Linked DNA regions of Homo sapiens: region 1 is linked to region 2. A link is a contact called in ENCODE Hi-C or POLR2A ChIA-PET data. All regions are on one chromosome and are shown on one strand. Each heading gives the region's core, a stretch centred on a gene start or an enhancer-like site at or near the end of the contact. The rest is flanking DNA. Distances are from core to core; before and after follow the strand shown.

What was found. Hi-C counts contacts between places; a loop is a spot of excess contacts on that map. ChIA-PET counts read pairs that join two places held with the same protein, here RNA polymerase II (POLR2A). Pooled maps may share reads with other maps.
Region 1: a pooled map shows a loop between it and region 2 (12-fold over the local background). The contact joins two enhancer-like sites. A Hi-C loop is called at or near these places in 1 of 50 pooled maps. POLR2A ChIA-PET finds 5 or more read pairs at or near these places in 3 of 52 experiments (OCI-LY7, PC-9 and T-cell).

What each region holds. Positions count from the first base shown.
Region 1 is chr2:174,118,862-174,122,720 of GRCh38, reverse strand. The region is part of intron 7 of OLA1 (Obg like ATPase 1); the gene reads left to right. Among named protein-coding and RNA genes, the nearest start is that of LINC01960, 96 kb to the right of the region's middle. RefSeq lists an enhancer at 1-1,905. Within about 2 kb of position 2,165, at least 4 of the 41 ENCODE cell types and tissues checked have a DNase peak (open chromatin) inside an H3K27ac peak, as active enhancers do.
Region 2 is chr2:173,939,001-173,942,764 of GRCh38, reverse strand. The region is part of intron 4 of SP3 (Sp3 transcription factor); the gene reads left to right. Among named protein-coding and RNA genes, the nearest start is that of SP3, 24 kb to the left of the region's middle. RefSeq lists an enhancer at 2,553-2,692. Within about 2 kb of position 2,373, at least 5 of the 41 ENCODE cell types and tissues checked have a DNase peak (open chromatin) inside an H3K27ac peak, as active enhancers do.

The sequences.
Region 1 (3,859 bases), core at 916-3,415, 180 kb before region 2:
GACCAGTACCTGTTTCAAATGCTTTAAAAGTACATCGAGGTAAAAACTATGCATTCATGTATTGATTGTCATTTTTGGCATGTAACCAAAATGTACAAGATTTGTTACTATCACTGATAACTTCAGAAAATTATATGTTCATGTACCTGTGGGCATGTCCACATTTGGCATACCACTCACTTTGACTTGCCTCACTGGACTCTTAAGTATTTTATACTATTGAGTCATACAAACAAATCAAAACTATCCAAAGCAAAATATCTGAATTCTCCTAAACTATATTGTCTGTTTCTCCCTGTACTTCATTAAGTACTTAGATGCACATGGTTTCAATTTTCCATTAAAAATTCTCATTTCCATATGATATCAAAGAGTGAGAAGGCTTTAAACTGAAAAATAAACATTCATAGACTGGAAGCCAAAACAATAATTAATGTCAGATGGTTAACTCCAATAAATCATTAGAATAAATTCTGTGAAATTACTGCAACTAAAAATGCCCTGTTGATATTACTATAAGACATTTTGTGTTCCTGATAGGAAGATGAATTTAGCCTCTTTATTGGTAATGTTCTAAAAAGCATAAATTTAACATAAAGATTTCATTCAGCTGGTCAGTATCCTCCATCAGGTAATTAACTTTAAAATAATCAGTTCTGTCGCCTTTCAAATTCTTATAAATTTGATGATTAATGTGTTAAAAATTGTTACCTTTAGGAATGAATTTTAAAATTTATTACTTGACCTCAGTTAATAAATCTTCTCATTGTGGTATGAATGGTAAGGTTTCCTGAGGCTCTGTGAAACAATACAGACATCAAAGTTTACATGAAAAGGGATGAGTCAGTTTCCTTGCCCAAAGGGACTTCTCACACCTGTATTTGGATGATTACAGGTAGAACTCCCTGGCTCTAATTGTATAGTAAATACCATTTCCCAGACCCTAATGGTAGACAGACTGCTTAGGAGACGCCAGTCTGTGATTTAGCTGTCGCCAGACACCCCATGTTTTTTGTGAGACCAGTTGTGATGATGACATGGTTATAGCCAATTGAAAGTAAACCCTTGTCTAAATAGCAAATTTTAATTTATAATAATGTAGAGGTATGAATGATCCTATTTTATAAAACCAAATCTTAATAGGTTTTATGTATAACTAATGATCTGGCTTGGGGTTGGTGTGTGTATGTCTTGGGGGGAGGGTTGGGAGGGATCCAGATCTTGTGGAAGTTAGTGTAATTGTAGCTGAAAGATCAAAGACTGGGTAACTGAATGATGTTCCAGAAGAGAATTTACCACATAGCCATTTTCTGTACAGTTTCTGCCGCCTGCTGTTCCTATTTTCCCTCAAGCTAGCCATTGACTACCCCCTGTGCATCCCTGCTCGTAAAAAATGATTGAGGAAGTATTTGTCATATATTTATGAGTGGGAAATATTGTGTGATAGGGAATGGCATCTACTGGAGCCAGAAAGATTGCCATTTTCCTTTCATTCAGCCACTCTGCTACAGCTTTAAATCCTCTCTGTTTATGCAACATAGCCTTTGTATTAAAGTGCAGAATAAATTTTTATTATGAGGGATATGAACACTAGGTTTTCATCATTTATAACACTGAAAGCAGATGTAAATAGTTAAAATCCATTTTAACTACTAAATCCTTTTAATTGTGTTAGCATCTTGTTTTTTGGTAATGTTTACATCTAAGCTCCATTTGCATTATTAGTTGCTTCTTTAGCAAAAGAAAAAGTTTTTGTTTTTTAAGATTAACATGTAATGTTACTATAGCAAATAAGACTGATGCAGGAAACAGTAATAAATACTTTCATGGGTCTTTTAGATCTGGAAAACTATTTTAAACCATCAAGAAAGAGGAGAGGAGAGGTTTGTGACTTTGGCCACAAGAGGAGACTAAAACTGTTGTTATTTTAGCAGGTCACCATTTCAGAAGTATTGAACACTTTAGTTACTGAAGTTCACCCTAAATGTAAATGGTAATGTGTTATTTTTCAACCCTAGAAAAGAAGGAAGCATTTTGAAAGATAAGTCTATTGTGTTATTGAGTAGCTATATTGACATTTTGTGAGATGCAAAAACTGGAATGGCTGCAAGCATTAGTCATTGAATTAGTCATTTCATTGATTTATGACTAAAGACCTAGCCCCTGAAGAGAAGCTGACATGGCAGCCGGGTTGGTTGCAGTTGTGTTATGATCAAATGACAGTAATCAAGATGTTGTAAGTGAATCCACAAACCATTTTTTATTATTACAAATTGCTGTTTCTTGAATGAGTAAAACTATATAGAAGTTTTTGTTGTTTTTGGTGAGCACAAGCATTTTTGAACACTTGAGGTTTTCATTTTCTAAACACGATCAGCTGTTACTTATAACTAAGATTATACTATAGACGGTATTAATTTTCATTTGAGATTGCTTACTGAGTCATGGTGTCAAGCAGGTACAGGACATTAGAACTGTCAAACTACTGCTTAATTAGGGGTTTAAATTTCAATCTTTGCACCCTTGCTGCTCTGTTAGTAGAATATGCCATCCAATTATGAAATCAGTAGAATAAACTAATTTTACATATTTTTTACACCTACCAGCCATCAATTATGTTTCATTTTTGTGATCCTACCTTTCTTGAAACTGTTAATAAAGGATAATTATATTTTATTATTTATTATACTACATATTTATGTTCAACTGGAAAATATAACTAAACTTTTAGATACGCAGACTGTGTGTGTGTGTGTGTGTGTGTTTGTGTGTGTGTGTGTTATACACACATTTTCATATGCCCTGGTGGGCTTGTAGTCATTTAACATTACCTTTTGGGTAATATTATATGAGTCAATTAATCTGAGTGATGAAATTGATTCAAGATAGGTAGACAAATACTTGGAAAGTCTTTTAAGTTGTTTAATAATGAAGGGCAATGTGTCAAGTTCACTAAATGCATTTTAAATAGAAAAATGTTTTATTATTCTTATTATACCATGATTCAGTTCCTTCCCCTTTCCCATCTTTATGTGTTCATTAGTTTTCCACATAATTTGTACATAACAACTAAAAATAGTTTGGGGATACTACACATTATGTGCTTGGTTTGGGGGGAATCATGGAATAAATATATTTTCTTGATTTCTTGAGCTGCCTATAAAAATTACAGCTACTATATCTCAGTAAGTGTATATGTAGGTGGAAGTGTGTATATTTTTGACACACAATTTTCTATTTCTGTATGTGTGCATATATATACAAACACATATATGCATATAAATATAAAAAACTATTTCTATAGAACTATTGTAGGAGGTCATCAGTTTCTGACAAGATCATTTAAGCTAGAAATATAACACAGACATTCTGCTTTGGAAAGATTACTTTGTATTATGATAAAGCTTATTGTTAACAGTATTATTTATACTATGAATTAGGATTTCAAATAATTTTTTGGTGAATGAATTTTGTGGAATTGATTATTTCTTTCTCTGATCAGAATCTTTAGAATTAAAAAGAATATGATAAAGAAAAATGATCTTTTTATTACAGGAGATGGAAGGCTGAAAGAAGTGGGGATGGGGAAAAACCTTTGCCCATTCAGGAATCTTTTTTTTTTTTCTTTTTTGGTCAAATGTACTTTTGCATTTGAATATATTTTTACATGTAATAATATTTGTGAATTCCTATTTGGTTTTCATTAAATGGGTTTTGAATATTCTTTCGACAATTTCATATTCTTATCGAGAGATAACAATACAGTAGTGCACTTCTGGTTTCTTATGAAAGAGATAATTATATACGAAAGCACTTTTTTTATATGAACATAATGCTACTGACCCTATGCATATTAGGA
Region 2 (3,764 bases), core at 1,124-3,623:
TGAAGAAAATCTAGGGAAGGGTGGAGTAAAGTGGGAATTAAGTCTGTTATGGCTTTGTTAAATCTGAAATGACTATTAGATCTACAAGTGGATGGTTCCAGTAAACAGTGGAATATCAGAATCTAGTGGTCAGGTTGGGCTGGAGGTAGAATTTAGGGTGTCATTAGTGTATACAGATATGACTCGATGAAATATTCAGGTCATAGTTTCTTTTCCAGTCACCCAGACTGGAGTGCAGTGGCATGATCTTGGCTGACTGTAACTTCCACCTCCTGGGTTCAAGCGTTTCTCCTGCCTCAGCCTCCCAAGTAGCTGGGATTACAGGCATGCGCCACCACGCTCGGCTAATTTTTGTATTTTTCATAGAGATGGGGTTTCACCATGCTGGCCAGGCTGGTCTTGAACTTCTGACCTCAAGTGATCCACCTGCCTCGGCCTCCCAAAGTGCTGGGATTACAGGCTTACAGGCCTTGTGAGCCACTGCTCCCGGCCCCAACTTTTGACTGCATTGTAGGATCTCACAGAGAACTTTCTAGAAGTGCCAACAACTTGTGTTCATCCTCCTCCCAATTCTAGTTTAATTGCTCTGCATGAAACCAGGAAAGTTGTGTTGTAAAAATCCCAAAGTGATTTTGAAGTGCAGCTGGTTTAAGAATTTCTAACTTAGTAGAGAAAGAATATACATAGAGAAGAACTTGGGAAATCATATTCTGAGCCTCAAGTTACTATTCTAGACTTTTTAAATGCAGGGTCTGGCACAGAATCAAATGTAACCCACCAGGCATATGAGAAGGTAAGATACCGTGAATGAGAACCAGCAGAAACAATGGAAATAGACTAAAAACTACTTACTGTGGTCTAGGGAATACAAGCCAAGCTTGAAAAAATTTTAACAGAGTTGGAGACTGTAACAGAAATGACACTGCAGATTTGTAAAATAACCAAATAGAAATTCAGGAACTGAAACTTAAGTATCCAAAATTGAGGGAAAGCCTTAGGAATGAGTCCTAGGGCATTCCCAACATATAGAGGGTGAGAAGTAGAGGAAGAGCTAGCAAAGGAAACAGAAGGAGCTTCCATGAAAGCCAAGTATATTCTGGAAGCCAAGTGTGTAAATTACTTAAGAAAGGAGGAGGGAATGCTTATCCCTTTCTTTTCTTTTTTTTAGGCAGGGTCTCAACTATCACCCAGGCTGGAGTGCAGTGGCATGATCACTGGCCTGGACCTTCCGGGCTCAGGTGACCTTACCACCACAGCTTCCCAAGTAGCTGGGACTGCACATGTGTGCTGCCATGTCTGGCTAATTTTTTGTAATTTTTAGAAGAGATGGGGTTTTGCCACGTTGACCAGGCTGGTCTCGAACTCCTGGTCTCACGTTATCCACCTGCCTTAGCCTCCCAAAGTGCTGGGATTACAGGCATGAGCCACCATGCCTAGCATTATCTATTCATATATTGTGGAGGGTACATAAGATGAGAGAGAACGGGATATTGGATTTAGTAAGATAATGATTGTTGGTGACTTTTAACAAGTGGTTTCATTAAGAGTGCTGGGGAGGAAAGCATGAGTAGAATGATTTAAAAGGTGAAGAGGATTTAGTGAGAGTAATTACAGACTTTTTTTTTTTTTTTTTTTTTACTCGTGTTGTGAGCAACATTGAAATAGGTGGTAGCTGGAGGTGGACCTGGTTGAGGAGGTTGGTTTTCTAAGAATCTCGCCACAAATTAATGATAGAGGAGAGAAAGTATGAAAGAGGATGAGAGAGGGATGTTTTAAGAAAACAAGCAAGGTGAAACACAGGACACAGGTTTAAGGGTTGGACACAGGAGTAGGGGTCATTATAACAGGGAAAGGGCATTGGATAGACATTCAGAGATACAGATATGTTGATTGGAAGATAAGATAATTCTTGTCAGATTATTCCTTATTTCCTTTTGTGATAAGAAACAAGCTAAGATGGGTGAGAGGGCCAGGTGTTAGGAAGTTTGAGAAGGAAGAAGGTATGAAGTGGTCATCTGAGAATTGGAAAGTGAAATGTGAGATGTAGAATTGCAGCAGTACTGGGTGCCTGCTTGAATAATTAGCACAGTTGTGTTTTTTCTCCAGCTACCTTTAGCTGCTGGGCACACATGCAAACTTCAATCTTCTGTTTCCTGGTGGAAAGTTCCAAGTCCTTTTTGTTCTGTTTCTGCCATATTTTTGTTATCTGTTCATCCTCTCCATTCTCAGTTTGTTAGTTTGGCTCTTACTGGTCTCCTAGACCAGGGGTCTTGCACCCCCGGGTGCCAAGGCCACAGTGCAAAAAGTAAGCAGTGGGCGATAAGCATGACTGGCTGAGCTCCGCCTCCTGTCACATCAACAGCAGCATTAGATTCTCATAGGAGCCCGAACCCTATTGTGAATTGCACATGCGAGGGATCTAGGTTGCAAGCTCCTTATGAAAAATCTAATACCTAATGATCTGAGTGAGTGGAACAGTTTCACCCTGAAACCATCTCCCTTGTCAGCAGTAAAATTGTCTTCCATGAAACTGGTCCCTGGTGCCAAAAAGGTTGGGGACCGCTGTCCTAGACTACTATTAAGACATCTAATCTAGGCTGAGTGTGGTGGCATAATCCCAGCACTTTGGGAGGCTGAGGCTGGGAGAATTGCTTGAAGCCAGGAAGTTGAAACCAGTCTGGGCAACCAAGCAAGACCTTGCCTCTACCAAAAAACAAAAAAAAATTAGCTGGTCACAGTAATGTGTGCCCATAGTCCTGTCTGCTCAGAGAGGCGGAGATGGGAGGATTGATTGAACCCAGGAGGTCAAGCCTACAGTGAGTTATGATTGAGTCATTGCACTCCAGCCTGGGTGACTCTCTCTTAAAAAACAACTTCCATTTTCCATGCCCCCTCCTTTCTGGTGCATTAACAAAAATTTATTTTTAAAAAAAATTTTTACATTTTTAATCTTTTTAATTCCTCCCCCAAAATCAGTGTAACTTTTTTTTTTTTTTTTTTGAGTTGGAGTCTTGCTCTGTTGCTCAGGCTGGAGTGCAGTGGCGCAATCTTGGCTCACTACAACTTCCGCCTCTCTGGCTCAAGTGATCTTCCTGCCTCAGCCTCCTGAGTAGCTGGGACTACAGGCCCATGCCACCACACCTGGCTAATTTTTTGTATTTTTAGTAGAGACAGTGTTTCACCATGTTGGCCAGGCTGTTATCAAACTCCTGACCTCAGGTGATCTACCTGCCTCGGCCTCCCAAAGTGCTGGGATTACAGGCATGAGCCACCGTGCCTGGCCAGATGTCACAAAAATTTTTAATCTTATTTCAAAAATGCTGCAGTAGATATCCTTATACAGATGTGTCATTTCTTTTGTTAAAGTATGCATATCTGAAGCATATACATCTGAAAGCACAATCCCAAGGTTGGAGAATATGTGCATTTTAAATTTTGTAAGATACTAGAAACTGTTCCAATACATCATTTTGGTATCAGTCATTTTCCCTAAACACAGATCATGTTGCTTTCTGTAAAGTCTTTACTGGCTCTTCCATTACCTTTAAATTGAGGTCTGTTGAGTCTACAGATAACTTACAGCGCTCTTGCTGTGCATGCCAGATACTGGAATTACAAAGATGAATATGATAATTCTTGCACTAAAGGTGCTCATAATCTAACAAGTTAGACTATGATTTCTCAACCTCTGCACTGTTGATATTTTGGGCCTGATGATTCTTTGTTTTGGGGCTGTCCTCTGCATTGTAGGATGTTGAGGAGCA